Linked DNA regions of Mus musculus: all the other regions are linked to region 3. The links are chromatin loops, found by intact Hi-C in ENCODE. Cell type or tissue: heart. All regions are shown on one strand.

Region 1 (8,000 bases), 89 kb after region 3:
ACATGTCTTATTTTCTATCTCAGTCATGGAAGCTCAGTGAAATCTGTGTTATTAAAAGGCATTTTTAGATTATCTCCATCCCTGAAGCTGGGGCAGCAGTGGTTGAAAGGTCCCTGTGGTTTACCTGCTGTCCCCAGGCTGCCTGTGATGGTTGAGTTGTCACTGACCCATGTCATCTCCCCACTCAGCCCTCGACACCAGCCAGGGCCTGCAGCTTGGCTGAGGAAGCCTGGATCTTACCTCTTTCTCCATCTGTGTTGTGAGGTCCTTTTCCCTCTCTGTCTCTGGAATTGGCCTGGGGGCCTGAGTGAGCCAAGTGGCTGGTGGCAGAGTGGGATATTGGCCTCTTTACCAATTCCCTGCAGTATTAGCACTTTTCCATGTAAATAACTGTTTCTGGGACTCAATCTGCTGTCTTCCATAACATGGCCAAGCTACCCCTGTTTTCTCCCATGTCTCTGTACTCTCCAGAAGAGAGATGCCCACTGAGTCTCTTGCCCATGGAGGAGACAGACTGTGTGAGTGCTGGTGTGCCCAGCCTGAGCAGCAGGGGTCTTGCCTGTGGTGGGCTCCTGAGCTGGTGTGGAGGCAGACCTAGAGCTGACTTAGAGGCGGGGTCTTTGTGGCACTCTCCCTGTTCACATGAACACATTGTCTAGCCCTGGATCCTGGGAAGGAGACTGTCTGCTGAGAGATACCGGGAATTTCCCTTGAAAGGGCTTTCTTGGCAGAAGCTGTGGGAAGGAAAAGAGTAAGTCTGACCGTCTGACTTCCCACTCGCTCAGATGCTTCAAGTCCAGAGTACTTTCCAGAGCCCTGAGACCTGGTGGCTGATGTAGTACCACAGCAGCACATCATGACTACTGCTGAGAAAAACCACCATGATACTGACCGTGCACACCAGGCTCAGAACCGGAAACAGCCCAGAGCACAGCCCAGCTCTTCTGCCTGTGCTGCCCACCACCAGCTCTTGAAATCCAGTTCTGCAGGGGAGTCACCCCACTTCCGGGAAACAGGCACCTTACCAGTGCAGACGTCACCCTGCTCTCGCTGCTCTTGAAACCAAGGCTCTGTTATGTGACCACAACTTCAGTGTGACCACCTTTATTGACAGCTTTCGTCCTGGTACTAAACGTGTTAGCTGTTAGAACAGAAAGATCTGGGCCCTAGACTTGATCCCAGATCCCAGACCCACTTCTTGAGCATGATCGCCACAGCAGGAAGGCTCGCCTGGTTATCTCCGGCTATCAGAGTGCTCAGCTCTGATCTGGGCCTCCTTCCTTTTCTCTCCTTTGTTCTCTTAACCCCTGGGCTACACACCAGCCCTAGAGCCTCATTTCTTCATCAGCACCTAGCCTGTTCTTGCTAGGAGGAATCACTCTCGTGTGTTAAGCATGTTTAAATTCTAATCAGAAAGAAAACAAGTAGCAAGGAAAAGATGTGTGGCCCTTGGTCAGGATGTATCACAACCCAGACAAGTGCAGAAGCTCACTGGGCCTTAGCTGGGGGCTGGGGGTCCCCTCTGTGCTGCCCTATTGGAAAGCAGGCATGTGGCTATCCCCAGACAGCACAGCCAAGTCAGCCACCTGCCACCCACCCTGGGGAGCTGAAGCCAGTGGGCTCCTCCCACCCCTGGCTACTGTGTACTGTGTGCTGTGCGCACACAGCTTATTAAACTTGTCTTTTTGGCTCATTCATGAGAGGCTGGTTTTCCAGCCAATCTCTATGGTGGTACTGAGCGGTCAAGCGGCTGTTTCTCCCAGTCAGTGGTCACAGCAGCGAAGTGACTGACTTGATGTATCACGCTGTCAGAAACCACGTAGGAGCCAGCAGATAGGTGTCAGTAGGAGTTATGTTAAATGTCTTCTTGATGAAGACTGAATCCAGCATGTTCTGTACAGCCTCTTCCTCACCTGGGGAATGCATTAGACTCCCTCGGGGCCCTCTGAGAAATGCAGATGTCTAGAGACTGAACTGTGAGTCTGCAGAGGAGCCTGCTGGGTCTATGCTTAGGAGCCACACAGGTGATTACAGTTGTCTGTCAGTATCCACAGGAGACTGCTTCCAGGACCACACACACCCCATGCAGATACTCTGTCTCTTCTATAAAATAGCACCGTGTGTGTAAACAATCCCAGCACATCCTTTAGTTGAATCTGAGTACCTCTGGACTATGTATAGTGCCTCATATAATGTAAATACTACATAAATAGTTGGGTTGCTGGGGTTGTTTTTGGTTTTTGATAGTGGTTTTGTTTTGTTTTAATACAGTCTCACAATGTGGTCCAGGCTGACCTTGAATTCATAACCCAAGCTGGATTCTCAGCTACAGGTGTGCACTTCCATACCTGGAAATAAATAGTTGTTAACACTGAGTGGCTTAGGGACTAGTCACAATTTAAAAACTAGTTTGTAGGCTCAGACAGGCCCAGTCCTCCCCACCTCCCAGACACTATTACTGCCTTTGGTTGAAACCACACTTGTGTGACCCACAGGTATAGAGGACCAACTGTAGAATGCTATCACCCCTTGCAGTGAAAAGAAAAGGACTTTATTGAAAGAGTCCTGTAGCCCATTTTCTCTGGCTATCTAACTTGAGGCTTCAGCCAGAAGCTTTGTCTATTATTGTTACTTCTACTTCAAAACATACATAGCTAGGCATATGGTACGTACCTTTAATTCTAATACTAAGGAGGCAGTGGAAGGCAGACCTCAGGAGTTAGAGGCCAGGCTGTGTAGTGGCTTCCAGACTAACCAGGGCTACATAGTAAGACCCTATAGCAGAAAAACAGAATGAACAACAGCAACAAAATTTAAGAGTTCTTTGCATATCTTCTGTTAGAGCAGATAGCTGGCTTAGAGATGTCAGGCTAGAGAAAGTTTCATTTAGACTATGCCTACAAAACAGGAGCCACAAAGAACCACTGGCCTCTCACAGAGCCTTGCAGGTTCAAAGCCTTGGGTTCATGTCTGTCACTGAAAAGAAAATTCTTTTCTGGCAGAACAAAGACTCAGCACCCAAGACTCTGCCCAGCACCCAGAAAGGTGCCCATTGTGCATACATCTCAAGTGGCTCTTAGAACAGAGAGCGCAGGTCCTGCCTGCTGCCTGCTGTGGGGGTGTTACTCAGGCCCATCCCCTTTGAGTTGCTATTGGAAGAGGAAGCCTGGCTCCCTGTTTACAGAAGGCTCAGGGAAGTGCCAGAAACACGCAGCTGGAAATGTCATTCCTCTCCCTAGGAAGCGAGGTCTCAAAATAACCAGTTTGCTTGAGGGGGAAGGCAAGTTCCACACTTCTTGTCTACTCCAAGTTGGATTCCCAAAAATAAAATAGTTCGGGCTGACTGCATCGGGCCATTTAAGTAGCCTTGGAAACAGGCTTGTGAAAAGCCAGCAGACATGAAGAGAACCATTACGTTTTACAAATGAAATAAAAATTTCCAGTCCCATCCTAACTGTCCGTCAAAAAAGCATGTTGAACCTGCAGAATTTTGCACCTTTGGGAGATGTAAATTTCTCTCAAAAAAAAGATCATTCTTTTGTGTAAGTGTCTTTCCTTTTGCCCATCTGGAATTAATTTCTTGGTGCATCTTGAAATACAAAAATACTTCAGTTAATTAAAGCATTACTGAATGTCATTTGCTAGAATGTCTTCTCTACTGCTGACAGAAAACAGAAGGGACCCTAGGAAGAGCCTCGAGCTTCCCTTCCAGCAGTGAGGCAGGTGGAGGGAACAGTCTAAAGAGAACGTGGCAGTCCTGAGCCATCGCTGGCCGTCCAACTGCAGTGGCACCCAGCGTCTGAATGTGTGTCAAGTGTTCTGCTTCTGGTTTGGATTCCACTTTGCACCGAGTTTCCATCCCTTGGCTTTCCCTCCCCTTCCTGTCCCAGTCTCAGCCCAGTTTCCCATGTGGCTGCCCAGAGATCCCTTGCCTATGCAGAGCAACTTAGTCCTGTCTCCTCCACAGCTGGGTGGGCATTCTGCAATGAGATCTTTTAGGGAATTCTGATGTTTCTTTCAACAGTGGAAAATCTGCTGCAGCACTTCCATTAGTCTGGCCTGAGATCTTTACTTACTTTCCATCCATCGTCACCAGCTCCTGCTTCCACAGGCCAGCCAGGGATGACTCTCTTGAGAAAAGAAGCACTTCCGATTACCCACCCTGGAGGGCTTCGTGTAGGATGATTTTCCTACCAGTCCTCCGCCTTCTCACCTACAAAGCCAGGCAAAGGGAGCACTGGTGAGCAGTGGCCTATGAAGAATGTGTCCACTGGAAACAAAAGCAGACCGGGATGGAAACTTCCACAGAATCCCTGCTCTGCAGGTCTGGTCCTAGCACTCTGACATTGGGCCAGACATTGATCCTCTGTGCCTTAGCTTGTAACATCTGTGAAAAAGGATTATAAATCTTTTCAGTAATCTTTGGAGGTTTTTGTTTTGTTTTGTTTTGTTTTAATGAGACAGATAGATCCAGGCTGGCCTTGATTTCGCTAATTAGCAAGGCTGGCCTTGAAGTCCTGTTCTTCCTGCTTCTGCCTCCCAAGTGCTAATATTGAAGGAGTATGTGCCACTAACCCCAGCTCTTCCCAGTGACCTGAGGCAGGAGGATTTCTGTGAGTTTGAAGCCAGCCTGGGCTACATAGTTCTAGACCAACTGGGTTGCAGAATGAGACCGTGCCTCTGAGACACAGAGTCAACGGGGCTGTACAGGTCGCACTGGACCAGGTGTGAGTCTGTCTCTCTGGGCCGAGGTAAATGAAAGCTTGTTATCATTCGCCACGGCTGAGTCTGTGGCTGGAAGGACTGACAGTAGGTGTGTAGCCTCAAGTGGCCAGTCTGCCTTCCCTGGGCTGACTTTAATCAGACAGCCAAGTAGAAATGTATCCTGCTTTCCTGACCCAGCTGCATTCACAGCCAACAGCACAAGGTCAGCTTTTACCTTTTTAGGTTATGATGGTGATACCCACCTGACTCAAGAGGTCTTGAAGCCTCCCATTCTGCACTCCTCTTGCCCTGGCAGCATCTACTTCCTCTAGCCATTAGTAATAAACCTACAGACATGGAAGAGAGCTTCCTCTCCTGGCGGTGTTGGCCAGGGTACCCACTTCAGAAAGCGGGACACATTTCCTTTGAATGCACTGCCAAAGGCCATCTTCCAAAACAGTGCTTTGTGTACAGTGTCTAGTCCGTGGCTCCTCTCTCCAGTTATTTTTACCTGAAAGCCTGTTGTTGTCTCCTGGGGTTTTGTGAGGTTTGGTTTTTGACCTATAGTAACCCCCAAATTATGGAGAGACAGGCAGTCCTAATTGGAAAAGCTGCAGTTGGCTCACAGAATGGAATCCATTAAATGCTTGACAAAGAATCTTAGTTGTTTTCCACCCCCACCCCCCAAGGCTGCCTAATTACCTGCGTTCAGGGGCAAAGTTCCTACCTAGCCTTGTGGGATGGTGACTCAGAGAATGTGGAGTGAAGAGAGTGATTATAAATTAAAATTTATGGGGGCAGGGTTTGGTAATGGACTCCTATAATCCTGGTACCGGGGAGGCTGAGGCAGGATGCTCAGGAGCCAGAAGCCGCTCTGTAGGGTTGGGGATATAGCTCCAGTAGAGTGCTTGCTGAGCACCTGCAGCGTCTGTGCCACTCACAACCATCTTACAGCACTACCAACCACAATGCCAAAGGCTCTTTACCAAAACAAACTGGGACAAACCCCAGTGTGAAATGCTCGGTCAGCTAAGACTGTTTCCCACTTAATCTGAGACCTCTTTCAACTTCTGCTTCATAATCAAATGGAATTTGCACAATTTCCACGCCTCCTTCTGTTTGGGACAATTTTTCAACAAGTCAGAAATTAAGACCAGCTTCTCAACAAACTCCCCCCCCCCCCCACCACCACCACCATTTCCAAGGCCAAGAAAAGTCTTTACAAAGGCGCCACGGCTTTCTAGAAGGAAGTGGTGGCAAGCAACTAGCTGCTCCTGCCTGCTTGGTTTGTGTTACGGTGCAAGGAAGCTGCACTCCGTGATGGCCATCAAAGGCAGCCACTGAGTAGCAAACAGGAGTGCAGCTCATACGTGGTGGTGCACGCCTTTAATCCCAGCACTCGGGAGGCAGAGGCAGGCAGATTTCTGAGTTCAAGGCCAGCCTGGTCTACAGAGTGAGTTCCAGGACAGCCAGGGCCACACAGAGAAACCCTGTCTCGAAAAAAAACAAAAACAAAAACAAAACAAAAAAAAAAACCCAAAACCAAAAAAACAAAGGGGAACAACCATTCACTGACATCTCTCCGCACAGACCCAGCCTCAGGGGAGTCTTAACTCTGTGTGTGTGTGTGTGTGTGTGTGTGTGTGTGTGTGTGTGTGTGATCCCCGGGAACTGGAGTTATTACTGATGGTTATGAGCCACACTGTGAGTGCTGGGAATCCATCCCCAGTTCTCTGGGAGAACAGCCAATGCTTGTTAACAGCTGAGCCATCTCTCCAGTCCTCTCTCCTCTTTTTGAAGTGAGTTTTTTACTCTACAGTCCAAGCTGATCTCAAACTGTGTCAATCCTCCTGTCTTGGCCTCCTAAGTGCTAGAATTGCAAACATTAGTCATACCTATTGTATGCTCTTTTAACTTTGAATTATATATTTTTCAAATTTATTTTAGTGTTTACACACACATGAGTAGAGCATTATGGAGGTCATAGGACAATTTTCAGGAGTTAATTTACTTCTAGTATGTGGGTCCTACTGATTAACTTGGGTTGTCAGGCTTGGCAGTTAGCACCAACTCTGAGTCATCTTGCCAGCTCTTGACCCAGGTATTGGCTCTGAGACTGGCACTCTTCACTGTCAAATAGGAATATAAGAGGGTGGCTTGGTCCTGGGCCCTAGCTGTCAGGGCCATCTGTGTCTTCCACTGTGAGAGAGGAAAGGTGGCAAATTCCAGATCAGACAGACGCATAACAAGACCTTCTCTTAAGCCTATTTATTAAGTAGGGTTAGATCCATTTTGTGTGTGGGACCAGGAAACCCAGAGAGAGTGTGACATGTCCAGGAAGAGGCAGAGCCAGGATCTCAACAAAGCCACCTTCTATCTTTCTAGATTTCATGCACTCCTCCATAGTTTTAAGTTTTATAAGCTATGAGGTCCTTGCTGTACAAAATAGCTGTGGAAATACTATTATTATTAATAGCATGTCTTGAGTTTAAATCTTTTCAAAGGAAATCAGAGAAGATGTTGAAACTCATATTTTAGGGTATGTGATACCCTGAGGCAGAAGGATGAAGGGATGCCCTCCACTGCCTAGAAAGATGGATAGCTCGGTGGTCCAGAGAAGTTGTTGCTCTTGCAGAGGACGACGGGGATTTGGTTCCCAGCACCCACTAATTCTAGTTCCAGAGGATCTGATGCCTTCTCTGGCCTCCTTGGGCTCCAGGCATGTTAGGCCACCCTGGACTACAGAGTGAGTTACTGACACTGTTACTGTTCTTTACAAAGGCCAGATGTGGTGGCACATACCTTTAACTAGCACTTGGGAGGCAAAGGTAAGCAGATCTTTGTACATTCATGGCCAGCCAGGTCTATAGAGAGAATTCCAGGACAACCAGGGCTACATAACGAGTCTCAAAACAAGAATAAAAGAAAGGAAAACATACTTTGCACCTGAGGTCTTGAATGACCTCATAATTTACGTTTCAACCCAGCATCTAATTTACTGCTGCTTGCTTTGTTTTTGCAGACTTGAGAAATCTTGATTTGAAAAATTGAAAACAAGCTGAGTGTGGTGACACACCCTTTAAACAGCACTTGGGAGGCAGAGGCAAGCGGATCTCAGAATCTGGGCTACAGCCTGGGCTACAGAGTGAGTTCCAGGACAGCCAGGACTACACAGAGGAAAGGAAAGGAAAGGAAAGGAAAGGAAAGGAAAGGAAAGGAAAGGAAAGGAAAGGAAAGGAAAGGAAAGGAAAGGAAAGGAAAGGAAAGGAAAGGAAAGGAAAGGAAAGGAAAGGGAA
Region 2 (8,000 bases), 51 kb after region 3:
CCTCTTCTTCCTCTTCCTCTTCTTCCTTCTCTTCTTCCTCTTCCTCCTCCTCATTCTTCACTGTGCCGGCCCCTATCCCCCTCTACTTCTGCACTTTATTCCCATCCTTAGGAACAAAATGTGGAAGATGGTCATCTAAACATACTTTGGGTACTAACGTAAAGGATAGCCTGACACACTAGCCAGGGCAGTGGGCTGAGGGAGCATGAACAAATACCGCCACCCCAGGGGAGACCCACTAGTGCACACAGAGACCTTAACACTGTAAATCAGCTGTGTCTATGGCAGATACTTGCTGGAGTGCTGTTCCCAGTACTGTGGAATTACAGCATAAATCAGGGAATGGGCCCTGTTGATTCACATCACCCACTGTGCACCAGGATAGGGAAAGCTTGACCTGTTACACAGTACAGAAAAATATTTACTCAAGTGCTAAAACCAGGTGCTGTGGTACATGCATGTAATTCCAGCAGTGGAGAAACTGAGGCAGGATATCACAAGTTTCAGGCCAGTTTGGGCAACATAGTAAAACCCTGCCTGGAAAAAAAAAATAGTAAGAACCAGGTGTATAGCACATACTATACCCCAGCACTCAGGAGGCTAATACAAGAGGAGAGTCATAAGTTCAAAGCCAGTCTCAAAACAGATGAACAAACCAAAACCAAATCATGTGGTAGTGAGTGGCAGGTGATGGCAGTTCCAGCTGAGGGAGCAGGTGTTGGTTTGAGTGTGCAATGGGGTCATGGCCTAGAGAGCTAGATGGAAGGTGCTTTGGCCAGGAGGTGACAAGTGAAGGCCCAGCAGTGGGGCCACAGAGGTGACTGGCCTGGGTGCCTTCTCCGCATAAGAGCTGTGAGGATCCATGGGAAAGTAGGGCAAGAAGAGTTTGTGCAGAGTGGGGGTGGTGGCCAAGGCACTTGCAAAGGTCATCCAAAGAGGCCTGTCTCCACAGGCAGAGACCTAGCTCTGTTAAGCAGCCACATCTGGATGTCATAAACCGAGTAACAAAAGCACTGGAGTAAAATGTCAATTGTTTCCTATTCCTGCTAATCGATGCTGTGTGTGGTTCTTGCCTTTTTCTCCTTATTGTATAAATATATTTTTAAAACACAGCTGGATTCTTATAGCCTTAGCCAGCAAGCTAAAAAGATACCACATGTCAAGAGGGGCCTCCCATTGTCCTCACAACACAGCTGTACAGAGGACAGTAGTTAAAGCCCTGCTAGATTCCAGCTCCTGATGACTTGGAGTGACTAGGGCAACTTGAGAGATGTTTGATTGGGAAAGTGGAGACAGATCCCAGCCACCCTCCTCATCATGACCAGGCAAGCCACTTTTCCCAGGCACCACTTATATCCCAAGATTTTTTTTTTTTTTTACATCTTTAATTCTGAAAGTTCTACAGAAAAACTATTCATCTTAAAGAAGGAAAGCATTCTTTCTTTAAAGCCATCCATCCTCTGACACATTTAGGTTCATGATGTCTACATCTTTGTTGCCATCAGAGCCTTTTTGTAGGCTGGTGAAAAGCATGAGGCTGGGGTCCAGGCTGTGGGGGTTTGCACCCTGCTTGTCTTGGACAAGGTGTTTTTCTGTGCCTGGCTTTTGGAGACGGGGCATAGTAAAGTAGGTACCTCCGAGGGTTATTGCTAAGAGTTAGCATTCTGTGACATGATTATAAAGTACAGCTGTGACTCCTGGGCCATCATAAGTGTCTAGGAAATGGTCACCACCTTTAGAATTTGGGACTTTGGTTTGTGGAAAGGGGAGCTGGTGCTTGGCATTCCGGGGTGCATGCTTCTGTGGCAGGTTCTCCAGCCAGTTCTGCCACCCAGTTTTATGACAGAGTTTTAGGTGTCAGTTTTCTCACCTTCTGAAGGAGCAGCAGTGCTCTGTCTCCCTCACCGGGGTCTGGGGTCAGACATAGTGATGAGATGCCTGGAGCAAAGCAATCTACAAATGCCAGACTTCATTACTGCCATCTTTTTTTTTTTTTTTTTTTTTTTTTTTTTTTTTTTGGTTTTTCAAGACAGGGTTTCTCTGTGTAGCTCTGGCTGTCCAGGAACTCACTTTGTAGACCCAGCTGGCCTCGAACTCAGAAATCTGCCTGCCTCTGCCTCCCAAGTGCTGGGATTAAAGGCGTGCGCCACTACCGCCTGGCTACTGCCATTTTTTTAAGCAGGGAGATGAGTGCCACATGGATAAAATGGGCCCACTTGTAAATTTGGGTCGCACCAGGGAAGAGCACTCATGGGAACAGCTTCGGTCCTTGCAGACAGCACTCCTGCCTGATCTCTCCAAGTGAAACAATATTTCTGCTTTTCCAGAAACCTCAGCGAGCTGATAGACCGGTTTGTGGCAGATTTCAAAGCCCAGGGCCCACCCAAGCCCAACACTGACGAAGGGGGTGCTGTGCTCCCCAGCTGCGCTGACCTCTTTGTCTACTACAAGAAGTGCATGGTGCAGTGCTCACAGCTCAGCACAGGCGAGCCCATGATCGCCCTGACTACCATCTTCCAGAAGTACCTCCGAGAATACGCCTGGAAAATCCTCTCTGGCAACCTGCCTAAGTGAGTCCTGTTCTCCTCACACTCAGCGGGGAATTGAGGCTCCTGATATCCCTAAATATGGGAGTCTCAAAGGAAAGCCACTCAGGTTGTTTACTGAACTGCTAAGAATGTCGAAGAAGAAAACACTCCTCCCAGGCTCTCAAGGACCTGACCCACTGTTGGTGATGTCTTCTATAATGGCATCCACAGCTGACCACGACTGTCAGCAGGCATGTTCCCCCAGACACCAGTGTAGGTCACAGTACATCACTAAGCTGGGCCTTTATGTATATGTATACCGTACACATGGTGTCAGCACAGAAAAAAAGAAGTTAGTTACTCAGTAGCAGAGGCAATGTGGCTCCAGCCTGTTGATGCCCGATAGACAAGCTTTCTTCCTCTGACTGTCTTCCAGCCTCTGATGCTGTGACCACAGCCCTAAGTGTAGATGTGGGTGAATTGGGGCAGGGGAGAACGCTGAGTGGGTACAGTGTCTCCTGCACAAGCGTGAGGAGCCAAGTTCAGATCCCCAGCACCACACAAAAGGCTGGGCTCGACAACATTCGCCTGTAACAGCAGCAGCAGGAGGGCAGAGGCAAGAAGACCCCAGGGCCTCAATGGAGCTAGTCAGGCCAACTCTAGCAAGCTCTGGGCTTAGTGAGAGACTTATCTCCAAAACCAGATGGAGAAAGACAGAGGAGGACGCCATCATCAACTCTGCTCTCTACTTGTGTGTTCATGGGCGCATGTGTGCACTGTTAGGCCGTCTTACTCCATGTGTGCACTTATGAGCTCCACATGTATGCACCTTAACTAAGAAAGATTAAGGAGAAGCAGATTCTGTGCCACAGATGGCCCAAGTGGGATCTTCACCTCGGGGAATCCCAAGCCAAGGCACTAGGTCAGCTGGTCTCCTTGGTGAGCATGGGGTCACCCCAGGTGAGGACTGCTCCCCGCTCTCTAGGCGTTGTGTCTTCCTGTTCCTGTGGGTGAGATGGCCTGAACAGATGACAGTCAAGGTAAGGTCAGGAGCAAAGGCCCCCATTGTGTGTTGATTTATTTGTACTGTAGCCAGCCTTTCCTCTGCTTTCTTCCCTGTCATAAAATATGCAGCTTCAGGAAGCAAGTTAGCAGCTGCAGCCTGACTAGTTCCTGTCCTTTTTTTCAGAACCAGCAGCAGCAGTGGGGGGCTGACCATCAGCAGCCTCCTCAAAGAGAAGGAGGGCTCAGAAGTGGCCAGGTTCACTCTGGAGGAGCTGTGTCTCATCTGCAGCATCCTGAGCACAGCCGAGTATTGTCTGGCTACCACCCAGCAGGTGAGCACCCATCCAAGCTCGCCTCTCTCCCAGAGCTCTCTCCCACGCCTGGAGTGGGACCTGTGAGCTCCACTAAGGTCTCCTGCCACCTTGGGCAGGCCGCTTAGCCTCTCAGGAGCAAACTCACCTTATAGTCAGAGACTGCCCAGGCAGCCATCTTACAGGGGAGAAACGGCCAGCTTTCACCCACATGTAAGCTACAAAACAGGCATGACCTCTTAAAAGTAGGTCAGTAGCACAGTGTCCTTCATGGGAAAAGCATCAATAAACTGACTTCTGGGTACCAAGCAGCCTTTCCTGCCATTTTGTAGCATCCTCTGTCCACCATAACAAACAACCATTGTTTGAAGTGTTAACTGTGAAGCAGAAAGGGTGAGGCCTCTGATGGAGCCAATGGAAGGCAATTCAACAAACTAGCTTTGCAGAAGGTGAGCCAGAGGAACTTGCCACTCAGCCCTCCACGGGGTTATAGACTTCTTTTCCCCATTTGGCCTGGGATCCCCCTGAAGCAACCTGAGAGAATCCTGCTCTCCCTGATGTTAATGTGTATTTCCTAAGCATCTAAGAAGTCAGCTACAAGGGGCAGTTCAGACGTGACAGCTTGGCATTCCTATGTGCCAGAACATGAACACAGGAAGTGTCCAGCATACTCCTTGAGGGTCAGCCAGCTGGGCCCAGAGGCCAAGGCCAAGGCAGTAGCATACTCTACTTGGGGGTGTGGTCACATATACAAGGAATGACTCACAGACCACTTTGGCCTAGGAGACAGAGACAGAGAGAGACAGAGATGTTCAAACCCCTCATGAGGAAAATAGATGTTTAGAGTATATGAATGAATAAGACACATAAAATAATGTCACTAATTCAGAGATTTAGACAGGGTCTCAGGGTATAGATAGGCTGGCCTCAAAAACTCAGAGATTGCCCTCTGCCTCCAAGTGCTGGGATTAAAGGTGTGCTCCAACCCCCACCCTACCCCCACCACTATTCCTCCACCACCACCACCCAGCTCTTAACACAGAATCTTAGACATCAAGTGAGGAAAGTGACACACCGCACCTCTGCATTTAGAGGAAACTCAGAAGTTCAGGGTCTTCTTCAGCTACATAGAGCGCTTAAGGCCAGCCTGGACTAGAGACCCTGTCTTAAAACATAATAGGGGCTGGAGACATGCTCAGCAGTTAAGAGCACTAGTTGCTCTTCCAGAGGACCCAGGTTGGATTCTCAGCATCTACATTGCAGCTTACAACTGTCTGTAACTCCATTTCTAAGAGATTGGTTGCCTTTTCTGGTCCACAGGCACCAGGCACTCTTGTGGCACACATAGATACATGCAAGCAAAATAGTCATATACATAAAATAATAAAATAGTTTTTAAAAAGTGAACTTGAGATGCTACATCATGTAACAAGTGATCAATTCAAGACAGAGTCGCCACAGACTCAGGAATTGCAGTGGATTCAACTGTGCCCTCAAAGCTAAGTCCTGCTCAGCCGTGGGTATTGGAGTATTTGGGAATTAGGCCTTTTAGGCAAGAAAAAAACTTTTTAAAGATTTATTTATTTATTTTATATTTATGAGTACACTATAGCTGTCTTCAGACACACCAGAAGAGGGCATTGGATGCCATGACAGATCGTTATGAACCACCATGAGGATACTGGGAATTGAACTCAGGACCTCTGGAAGAGCAGTTAGTGTTCTTAACTGCTGAGCCATCTCTCCAGCCCCTAGGCAAGAAAATTTTACAATGAATCCAAACACCATTGACAAATAAGAGTAAAAGTTGGGTGGTATATATCTTGATTTTCAGACTTACTATAGGGCTAGGGCATTCAGTGGTAGAATACTCACCTAGCGTGTGTGCCGCCCTGGCTTCAGACCACCCAAGACCTCTCACAGGGCTAGAGTAAGGAAGACGGTGCTGCTGTTGGCAAGAGCACCTCCTCTTTCCAAGCAGTTGCTGCTCTCCATCTTGCTAACATGTCCTCCCAAACACTTTGCATTTTTCTTTTTAAGAAAAATAGTCTCAAATTCTACATGTTATTCTACAACAAAGTGGCCTTATTTTGTTCATAATTAGATCATAGACATCTTCCTTTTTTCTTTCTCATTCTATCTATCTATCTATCTATCTATCTATCTATCTATCTATCTGTCTATCTGTCTGTCTGTTTCTATCTATCTCTGTCTCTCTAAGACAAATTCTCCTTTTGGGGGTGAGGTGTCGAGACAGAGTTTCTCTGTATAGCAGAACCACAGATGTCCTGGATGTCCTGGACTTGGTTTGTAAACCAGGCTGGCCTCAAACTCACAGATACCCACCTGCCTCTGCCTCCCCAGTGCTGGGATTAAAAGCTTGTGTCACCATATCCAGCTGACAAATTCTTGTTGGCCCAGGCTAGATTACAGCAGTTTTCACTGTCTCTGCCTCTAGATAGCTGGGATTCCAATTCCAGGCCAGCACACTTGGCTGTCTCAGACATCTTTTGATACCAGTGCTACCTCAGCTTTCTCAACCCGTTTTGAGTCTCTCGTTAATTCTGTCATCCCTTCAAGGGAGCTTTACTATACACTTCTATGTGCTGCTTCAGCTGGTGTTGTGCAGAGGAGACAGGCATCTTCCTGTCAGGAGACTTAGAGCAGATGGAAAACAAATAGCAAGCAAGCAGGCGAGGGTTTCCCTGCCACTCTGTAGTAAGGGTGGGAGAAGAAACAAACACCAAGAGAGGAGTTGGGAGGGCTAGGAAATGGAGTCAGGAGGGGGAGCAGGGACATTGTAGAGGGAGGAAATATGGAGACCAAGACCCTGCAATTGTAAATGCCAGAGGCAAGGCAAAGATAGCAAGATGGGACCAGAGAGATAGATGACAAGAGCCATGCCATGCTTAAAGTTAGGATGTATCTTCAGCAAAGTAGCAGAGGCCCCTGGAGCATGTGAACACAGGTCTGTGGAACACTGTGCCACCCTCCCGCATAGGTGTCCAGGTTTTCAGTAATATGAACCCTTCTGGGAAGAACTTTACAAATGCGGAGTCTGACCTATTGAGTTCTCTAAACAGCCCCTCACCCCTTAGTAGTGGCAGAATTAAATCTTCCAAAAGTCCTTGCATGGCTCCATCCCTCTAAGAGCACTTTAAATCTTAATGCAAAGCACTCACCTTCTTAGAGTGAGAGTGACTCTCTTAAGAGTGCTAGATTTATCCATCCCCAGGGCATTTTTAGGTACGCACAGATCCCGACCATCCTATATCTCTCCATCGTATATCACTCCGGAGGATGTGAATGCTCCTGCCCTAAGCTGACCAAAGTAAAGATGTATTTCTGATTCATCACTGAGACATCTGGTACCTTGGCAAACATCTTGGCTGATTTTACTGTCACTCTCATTAAAAGTTCCCAACACTGGTTGGGGAGGCTACATATCACAGGGTAAGCAGGGAAACTATACGTAGATACAGCTTAAGAGAAGGAGGGATCAGAAGTGTCCCTCCTTCATAGATACGGCTTAAGGGAGGAGAGGTTTTTGCAGTCCACCCACGCTGGGAAAGAGCAATGGTGCTCCTGGCTGTGCAGACATGAGAAGAGACTCCTCTGGCTATTGGCCAGGAGGCAGGGTTCTCCTGTAACCTTCAAATGCTCTCACCCACTTTTGATATGCAGTCTCTAACTCATAAAGGCTCTACGGCCTTCAAAATAGCGCCACCACTAGGGACCAAATACTCAAATCATGAGCCTGTAGAGAACAAACCATGCGAGCTATTGGTGTGTTCTCAGAAGTGAGCCCAGAGTGGTGCCAAAGGAGCTGGGCTCTAGGGAGCTTATTTGACCCTATCACCTGCTGTGGCTACTGTAGTCCTCACCTATGAAGTCAGGGTAACAGGACTTCCCTCACATCCTGTGGGAATTAAGTGTCCCATGTCATGCCTAGAACTGTCTGGGTCGTCACTTTGTGAGCCTCAGTAGTATGGAACACCTTTGGGTAATCATTAAACACCCTTCTGCTTCTGCCCTTTTCTAACAGCTAGAAGAAAAACTCAAAGAAAAAGTTGATGTGAGCCTGACTGAACGAATTAATCTCACAGGAGAAATGGACACATTCAGCACGTACGTACCTTCCAGGCACTTGCTGCAG
Region 3 (8,000 bases):
CAATGGGTCTCAGGCCGATTCCCCCTGCTTTAGTCCTAGTGGAATTTCTCATGTGTGCAAGCCTGCCATCTTCACAGACATGCAGGTCTGGCAAGAATGAAGGATGCCCAGAAGGAAGGAGGAGAGGTTGTATCATTCCTAACTGCTGCTGGGCATACAAAAGGTGGCAGAGGAGCCCTAGTCCATTGGAGGAGTGATCATCCAGGGCAGCTAGCAAATGGGACTGCAAGAACCATCTCCCTTCCTCCTTCCCATGGGACACTTTGTATTAGCAGGTCAAGATGGCAATGGAGTACCATGGTTTGACCTTGAGCCTCTCCTTGAAATGTTTTATAAGGGAATTACACATTTAATGTGAAAGCCAGTGTAGACCTACTAGTTTGTACTTCATTACCATGTATAACTTGATTTTATCAGCATCGTTTATTTAAGCTTCATTACCCTTAGGAGTAGGGCAAGTTGTCATCTCAGCTGCCATTGTTTATCATTATCTTAAAACTAAATGTGACAGTTAACTTGAAATCACAATCTTCCTTTTCTGTGATCCAGAAAAATGGCTTGGTTTTTCCGTGCACCACAATCATCAGTAATATTTTATACAACATTATCTCAAAATCCCATTCTTCATGCAATGCCCAGCTCAAACCCATAGTCTTCCCAGAGTCCCCTCTGCCACCCACTGAGCGTGTGCGCGTGCGCACACACACACACACACACACACACACACACGCACACACACACACACATTTTTGTGCCCTGTGGCTATAGTTTACAATATTATTTAGACCATACTTTACTCTCTTGCTATTAGTTAAATGTTTACTTGACACTCCCATTATTAAATGATGTCACCTTGAGAGTTGGAGCTAAATCCTAATCTTTCCTTCCCCAGTACTTATACTAAATCTAGCTCTTGTAGATCATCCCACACCTGCTATCTTGTGTCTTCAGAGATATCTGGGTCTCGCAAGTCGTCCCACGTCTTCTATCTTGTCTCTTCAGTGACTACGTCTCAACTTCTGTCCTTGCAGAGCCATGACCAGGCGCAGACAGTATGGAGAAGTTGCTAATCTCCTTCAGGGTGTAATGAATGTTCTGGAGCACTTTCACAAATACATGGGAATCCCACAGATCCGACAGCTTTCTGAAAGGTAAGATATCCTCACAGACAATGGTCTTTCCATAAGAAAAGATGGTGCTGCATGCTTTCTCCACCTTATTCTAGGAAGCAGCTGCAGATGCTATGTGACCTCACCCTACAGTGCCCTTTATACCTTGTCTTTGCAGCCTACCCAAGTCAACTAGTACACTCATGTGTATGTATGTGTGTGCACAACTCTCCATTGTCTGCAGAACTGTTGGTTTAAAATAGTTATTTTGATCATAAGACTTGGCCAGGCTTGGGTAATATTTCTTCTCTGCTCCAGACACCATCAGTTAAGGCAGCTGAAGATGGAACCAGAGGAGCTGGCTACCATGGCTAGTAAATGATGTTCACTGTCAGCTGAGAACTCAGCTAGCCTATGGACTGAGATCTGTGTTGTCCTCATGGGTGTCTCAGGCTTTCTCATAGTAGGACGGTTGAGCTCTAAGGATGATAGCACCAAAAGAACTGAACCTTTGAAGCCTTGTGACATCACAAAGCCACTGAGAGTCAAGAGGAAAAAAACATGTCTTTCCTTTTCCTCTGATGAATGTCAGTGGCACACTGGTGAAGGCAGCATGTGGGGTGGATGGATGCTGTGGCAGGCTTTAGACACACTGGTGTCAAACATTACAGGGAGGAGTTTCTCTTTGATCTTGTGCTTTCTTTCTACCATCCTTGAGGTTTCCCTGTATAAGTACACTATAGCTGTCTCAGACACATGAGAAAAGGGCTTCAGACCCATTACAGATGGCTGTGAGCCACCATGTGGTTGCTGGGAATTGAACTCAGAACCCCTGGAAGAGCAGTCAGTGCTCTTAACTGCTGAGCCATCTCTCCAGCCCCACCCTTAAGCTTTGGTCCTAGGTTCAGATCCAGTGAGAAGGTTCTTAGGAGGAAAAAGAGGATTCTGAAGAAGGGAGGGGAGAGTGAGTTCAGTGCCTTTCGCCTTTTCTATTAGAGATAACCACAGAAAGAAAATCTAAGAATCCTTAACCTTTCTCCAAGCAAAGGCAGCGTGGCCCCCAGCTGCACTTTTTCATTCTGCCTCATAGGAAGACCTGCCTGCCACACATGTCCATTCTTTGTTTTCTTTATGTAATTATACAAGTAGCATAAATACACAATTGCTTTTATTTAAAAAGTCTAAACTGGATGTGAATGGCTTACATCTGTAGTCCCAGCACTCAGGAAGTTGAGCTAGAGAACTGCTTTGAATTTGAGTCTAGCCAAGGATTTATAATGAGACCTCCTTTCAAAATACTAACAAAGAAAAAGACAAAAAATAAATAAACAAGTATATCTCAGTTCTCTTAGCTACATTTCCAATCCTATTGCACCTCCTAGAAGGAGTAACTGCTATTAGCTTGTTCTCCCTCTAGACTGTCTCCTCTGCACTTATGGTGAGCTATAGAACTGCCTCATTCTGTGTGTGGACTACCATAGGATAGCATGTCCCAGGCTAGTTTGCTGTCTTCATGTCCCTAGAGCCTTATTCTGATTCTTAAGACATACCTCTTCTCACATGTGTGCAAGTAGATCTAAAGCCTTTAAATTTAAAAATGCATTTAAAATTGTAATAGCCACCACTCATTTACTCCCCCACAAGCTTTGTAGATTCACAATACCATCTTGAAGTGCTGAGTACCCATTCCTCCATGCCTTGAACAAATGTGGTATTGCTGATTTTTATTTTAGTCAGTCTGGGAGATGGAAGTCTCTATCTACTTCCTTTAATTTTAATTTCCTTAGTAACTGATGATTGACCATTTACATTTCCTCTGTACAGTATTTTGTTTGTTTGGTGTTCATTTGGTTGGTTTGGTTTTGAGACTTGGTCTCACTGTACAGTCCTGGCTTTCTGGAACTTGCGCAGAGATCTGCCTGCCTCTGCTTCCTGAGTGCTGGGATGAAAAGTGTGTGCCACCATACCTGACTCAGATTTCTTAAGTTCTAATAAACTATTTTCTTTTATTTCTTTCTTAGAGTGGTATTTGGGGTTTGTTTCCTTTGGTCTCTTGTTTTGGAACTCCTATACACGAACATTGTAACTTGTAACCTGCTGCCTCATCTTTTGGGGTTGCTTTCTGAGTTGTGGGCTCAGTCTTCCAGTTCTACCTTGTTCTTCACTGATGCCCACTCTGTTCTTTGGCCCAGCTATTAAGAATTTTTACTGAAACAGCAGGTTTTAATTTCTAAAATATCTAGATGATTTTTTCCTCAGGGGCATAATATCCTCTGAAATCTCTCAGAGATTCAAAACTGTTAGTATCTCTGAAGGCTCTGGGTTGCCTGTGTGTTTGTCTGTCCTGTGGTGTAAGGTCTTCAGCTTGTTGACTCTTGGTAGTAGCACTCAGATGTTTGGTGAGTCTCAGCTGAAAGTTCATATTTTTTGGTGGGATTTTAAAATTGTTTATTATTATTATTATTATTATTATTATTATATGTTCTCTATTACTCTGATCAGAAATCATTACCACCTGCTATTGAGGAGTGGAAGGATATTGTGTTTAGGGTACCACATAGCTTTTCTAAGGTTCCTGGGGCCAGACCTGCAGGAGCTGGCAGATGACTTGCCAGGCACCTGATCTTCTTAAATGCTGATAACTCTCAGACCTCTGCTGAGACTCACAGACCCAAGGGGCCAAATCAGTGTAAGGCTGAGCATTTAGGGTAAGAAAGCAGCACAGCTTCTGGCATCCACATTACTGTGACTGGAGCCAGACACATCTAGAGGTTCCCTTTAGAACTCCCCCGCTCCTGGTGTCTATCATTTCCTGTCTTTCCTTATATTTTATCTGGCTTTTAGATTGTGTGCACCATGTGTGACCTGCATCTGTAGGTATGCCCGTGTGTGCGTTTAGTGCCTATGTTTGTCAGAAGTGGGCTTTGAATCCCCTAGAGCTACTGAGAGGAAGTTGTTAGCCACCATGTGGGTTCTGGGAACTGAACCCAGATCTTCTGCAAGAGCAAAAGTTGCTCTTAACATGGAAGCGTTTCTCCAGCTTCCATGTCTTCTCATTTGTGAGAAACACTCTTAAGCTATGATTTTGTTCTACCAGGAAACCCACAGACAGTCTAATCTACCAGTTCCCCTTTTGCCTGGTTTTTGGTTCTTATTTAAGTCTTTTCATCATTTCTAAGAATCTGAGACAGGAAGGGAGGTTTCTGTATGTGCTAGGTGTACCGTCTTACAGTGGAGATGTTCAGGGACTCTTAAGGAATGTCGGAATAGGCTTGGCAAAGTGTTAGGGAAGTCGCCACCCTTCCCCTCGTCCTTCCTAACCTTTTTACACTTAGAGGTGGCTGGTTGCCATATCAGACTGGGAATCTGAAACAGCCAAGAATGTCCATGAGCAGGATGTCATGAGTTTAGGAGAGTAGGACCCATGGGTGGAGGAAGCTGTGCTCTCAGTGGTTAGGGAGGAGCAGGAAGGTGGCACAGCCTGCCCTAGTCTCGGTGACTCAGTGATCTGGTGTTCCCATTCTTTTATCCTTTCTGTCATCTGCCTGCATTAATGTGCTGTGTGGCCCCTGTTTCCTGGGCCCTATGAATTCTAAGCACATGCTCTTCCACAACCCCAGCCCTACCTGACACCCCACACCCAGCTTTCTGATTCATAGTTTAATCTGTCAGTGTAGGCCCACAGATAACTAGAACAGCTGTATTTGACTTTAGTTTTTAAAGAGTCTACACCTAAGAGAGATCACGCCATATTTATCTTTCTGTGTCTGGCTTATTTACTCTAAGTCCTCTGAGTTTATCCATATTGTTTCAGTTGTCAGCATCTTCTTTTTAAAAGCTAAATAAAATCTCACTGGATATATGCACCTTGGATCTTTAAACCATATCTGTCCATCAAAAACAATGTTTGTTTCCATATCTTGGCTGTTGTAAACTTCTGTGAGCAGGGCAGGGCAGCTATCTGTATAGAGTGGATATCATTTCCTTTGGGTATATACCCTATGTAGATTCATTTTGGGGTTTCCGAGAGCCTTCATGCTATTTTCCATAATAGCTGCATCACTCATCACCTCTGCCCTGGTGTCCAAGTGTTCTCATCTTTACATCCTCAGCAGAGCTTACCTTTCTCCTTACTTTTGATATTAGTCATCCTGATGACCTGTTATCTCAGGGTTGGAGGCAGAGATGGGAGGATCAGGAATTTGCCATGTGAGACTGTCTCAAAAAGAAGTGAAGTAATATCTCATTGAAGGTTGTTTTTTTTTGTTTTTTGTTTTTTGTTTTATTTCTGATTTTTTTTTTGTTTGTATAGAATAGAGTTTATTTAGGGCATGAGGAGGGAAGTTAAGAGGGTAGTAGAGGCAGAGAAAGGCGGAGAGAAGTAGAGGCTGACCATGGCCATAAGCACATGAAAAGAGGGGTGGGGGAAGGGGATGGGAAGGAGAGAGGAAGAGCAAGAGAGCAAGAGAGAGCAAGAGAACAAGAGTTATTTCTGAATTTTTAAAAATTATTTTACTTATTTACATTCCAGTTGTTGCCCCCTTTCATTTCCCCCTCCCACAGTTCCTCATCCCATTCCTCCTCCCACCTACCTCCGAGAGGCTGCTTCCCCCACCCAATTGACCCCCCTTCCCTGGAGCCTCAAGTCTCTCTAGGATTAAGCACAACTTCTCCGACTGAGGCCAGACCAGGCAGACCTCTGCTATTTATGTGCCAGTGGCCTCCGACTAGCCCGTGTGTGCTCCTGGTTGATGGCTCCGTCTCTGAGAGCTCCCTGGGGTCTGGGTTAGTTGAGACTGCTGGTCTTCCTCTGGGGTAGGTCTCCCTTCCAGCTTCTTCAATCCTTTCTCTAATTCGACCATAGGGGTCTCCAACTTCAGTCCAATGGTTGGGTGTAAGTATGTGCTTCTGTCTCAGTCAGCTGCAGGTAGGGCCTCTCTGAGGACAGCCACGCCAGGATCCCGTCTATAAGTACATCATAGCATTGTTAGTATCAGCCTTGGTCCCCCACCCGACCCCCTATGAGATGAATCCCAAGTTGGGCTAGTCATTGGACCTCCTTTCCTTCAGTCTCTTCTCCATTTTTGTCCTCGCAGTTCTTTTAAACAGAAACAGTTCTGGGTCAGGAATTTTGACTGTGGATTAGTAACCCTGTCCCTCTACTTGAGGCCCTGCCTATCTACTGGAGGTGACTCTTAGAGTTCCCTTTCCCCAGTGTTGGGCATTTTGGCTACTGTCACCCCCAATGAGTCCTGAGAGTGTCTCACTTCACCTCCTGTGTCTCTGGTACTTTTTACAGGGTCCTCCCACCTCCTGCTTCCTGAAGCTGCTTATTTCCATTCATATTCTTGGCCCTCTGGGCTTCTCTCCTGTCTCCTCCCCCCATATCTGATCCTGTTTCCCCTTTCTCCCCCCCCCCCCACTCTGCCCTCTCCCACCTAGATCCCCCCTTCCCTCTGCCTCCCGTGATTATTTCCTTCCCTATTCTAAGTGGGATTGAAGCCTCCTCACTTGGTCCTTTCTGCTTGTTACGCTTCTTACTGTCTGTAGGTTGTGTCCTAGGTACTCTGTACTTTTGGCTAATATCCACTTATCAGTGAGTACATTCTACGCATGTCCTTTTCAGTCTGGGTAATCTCACTCAGGATATTAGCTAGTTCCATCCATTTGCCTGCAAAATTCATAATGTCCTTGTTTTTAATAGCTGAATAGTAGTATTCCATTGTATAAATGAACCACATTTTCTGTATTCATTCTTCAGTTTTTAGGATATCTGGGTTATTTCCAGCTTTTGGTATTACAAATAAGGCTGCTATGAGCATGGTGGAGCACGTGTCTTTGTGGTATGGTAGGGTGTTTTTTGGGTGTATTGCCAAGAGTGATATAGTTGGGTCAGATTTGTTTTATTTTTATTTATGCATGTGTGTGTCCAGGTGACTGTATATACATGTGTATGTATATGTTGGATTCCTTGGAGCTGGAATTAAAGGTGTTTGTGAACACCTGGCATGGGTGCTGGGATATGAACTCAGTCCTCATGACTCCTACCACTGAGCTCTCTAGCCAGCTCCTGTTGGTTTCTAAATTTCTTTTTTTTTTTTAAAGATTTATTTATTCATTATATGTAAGTACACTGTAGCTGTCTTCAGACACTCCAGAAGAGGGCGTCAGATCTTGTTACGGATGGTTGTGAGCCACCATGTGGTTGCTGGGATTTGAACTCCGGACCTTCGGAAGAGCAGTCGGGTACTCTTACCCACTGAGCCATCTCACCAGCCCCGGTTTCTAAATTTCTATTTGGTTGGTTGGTTGGTTTGGCTTTCTGAGACAGTATCTAAGTAGCCCTGACTGTCCTTGAACTTGCTATGTAGACCAGGCTAGCCTCAAAGTCTCAGAAATCCACCTGCCTCTGCTTCCTGAGTGCTGGGATTAAAGGTGTTTACTACCAAATCTGGCCTCCTTTTGGAGGTTTTGATTTGAGTATACATCTCTGGAGATAAAGTAATATTGAACATTTTTTTCATATACCCTGTTGATTTTATGCCTGCCTTGAAAAAACACATATTTAGATCCTTTACCTAGTTTTTTTTTTCTTTTCCATTTTTTATTAGGTATTTAGCTCATTTACATTTCCAATGCTATATCAGTAGTCCCCCATAGCCACCCACCCCCACTCCCCTATCCACCCACTCCCCCTTTTTGGCCCTGGCATTCCCCTGTACTGGGGCATATAAAGTTTGCATGTCCAATGGGCCTCTCTTTCCAGTGATGGCCGACTAGGCCATCTTTTGATACATATGTAGCTAGAGTCAAGAGCTCCGGGGTACTGGTTAGTTCATATTGTTGTTCCACCTATAGGGTTGCAGATCCCTTTAGCTCCTTGGGTACTTT

The links. Hi-C counts contacts between places; a loop is a spot of excess contacts. Peaks named below come from ENCODE experiments on the same cell type or tissue, not always from the same donor. Only the 100,000 strongest peaks of a DNase experiment are listed, where the experiment ranks them.
Region 1: it touches region 3 in a loop (1.8-fold over the local background); 2 of 42 quality-filtered maps call a loop at or near these places.
Region 2: a loop joins it to region 3, with 2.1 times the contacts of the local background. A loop is called at or near these places in 5 of 42 quality-filtered maps.

The regions. Positions count from the first base shown.
Region 1 is chr11:76,038,297-76,046,296 of GRCm38, reverse strand. Vps53 (VPS53 GARP complex subunit) reads left to right here. Exons shown (of 22, transcript NM_026664.4): 22 at 1-71. Among named protein-coding and RNA genes, the nearest start is that of Rflnb, 15 kb to the right of the region's middle. In heart, no CTCF peak of the experiment used is centred here; DNase peaks (open chromatin) are centred at 736, 3,196, 3,896, 4,056 and 1 weaker place.
Region 2 is chr11:76,077,012-76,085,011 of GRCm38, reverse strand. Vps53 (VPS53 GARP complex subunit) reads left to right here. Exons shown (of 22, transcript NM_026664.4): 14 at 2,328-2,570; 15 at 3,718-3,865; 16 at 7,890-7,972. Among named protein-coding and RNA genes, the nearest start is that of Rflnb, 53 kb to the right of the region's middle. In heart, no CTCF peak of the experiment used is centred here; DNase peaks (open chromatin) are centred at 3,531 and 4,481.
Region 3 is chr11:76,127,560-76,135,559 of GRCm38, reverse strand. It overlaps Vps53 (VPS53 GARP complex subunit), which reads left to right. Exons shown (of 22, transcript NM_026664.4): 7 at 1,032-1,151. Among named protein-coding and RNA genes, the nearest start is that of Gm46252, 19 kb to the left of the region's middle. In heart, no CTCF peak of the experiment used is centred here; a DNase peak (open chromatin) is centred at 4,469.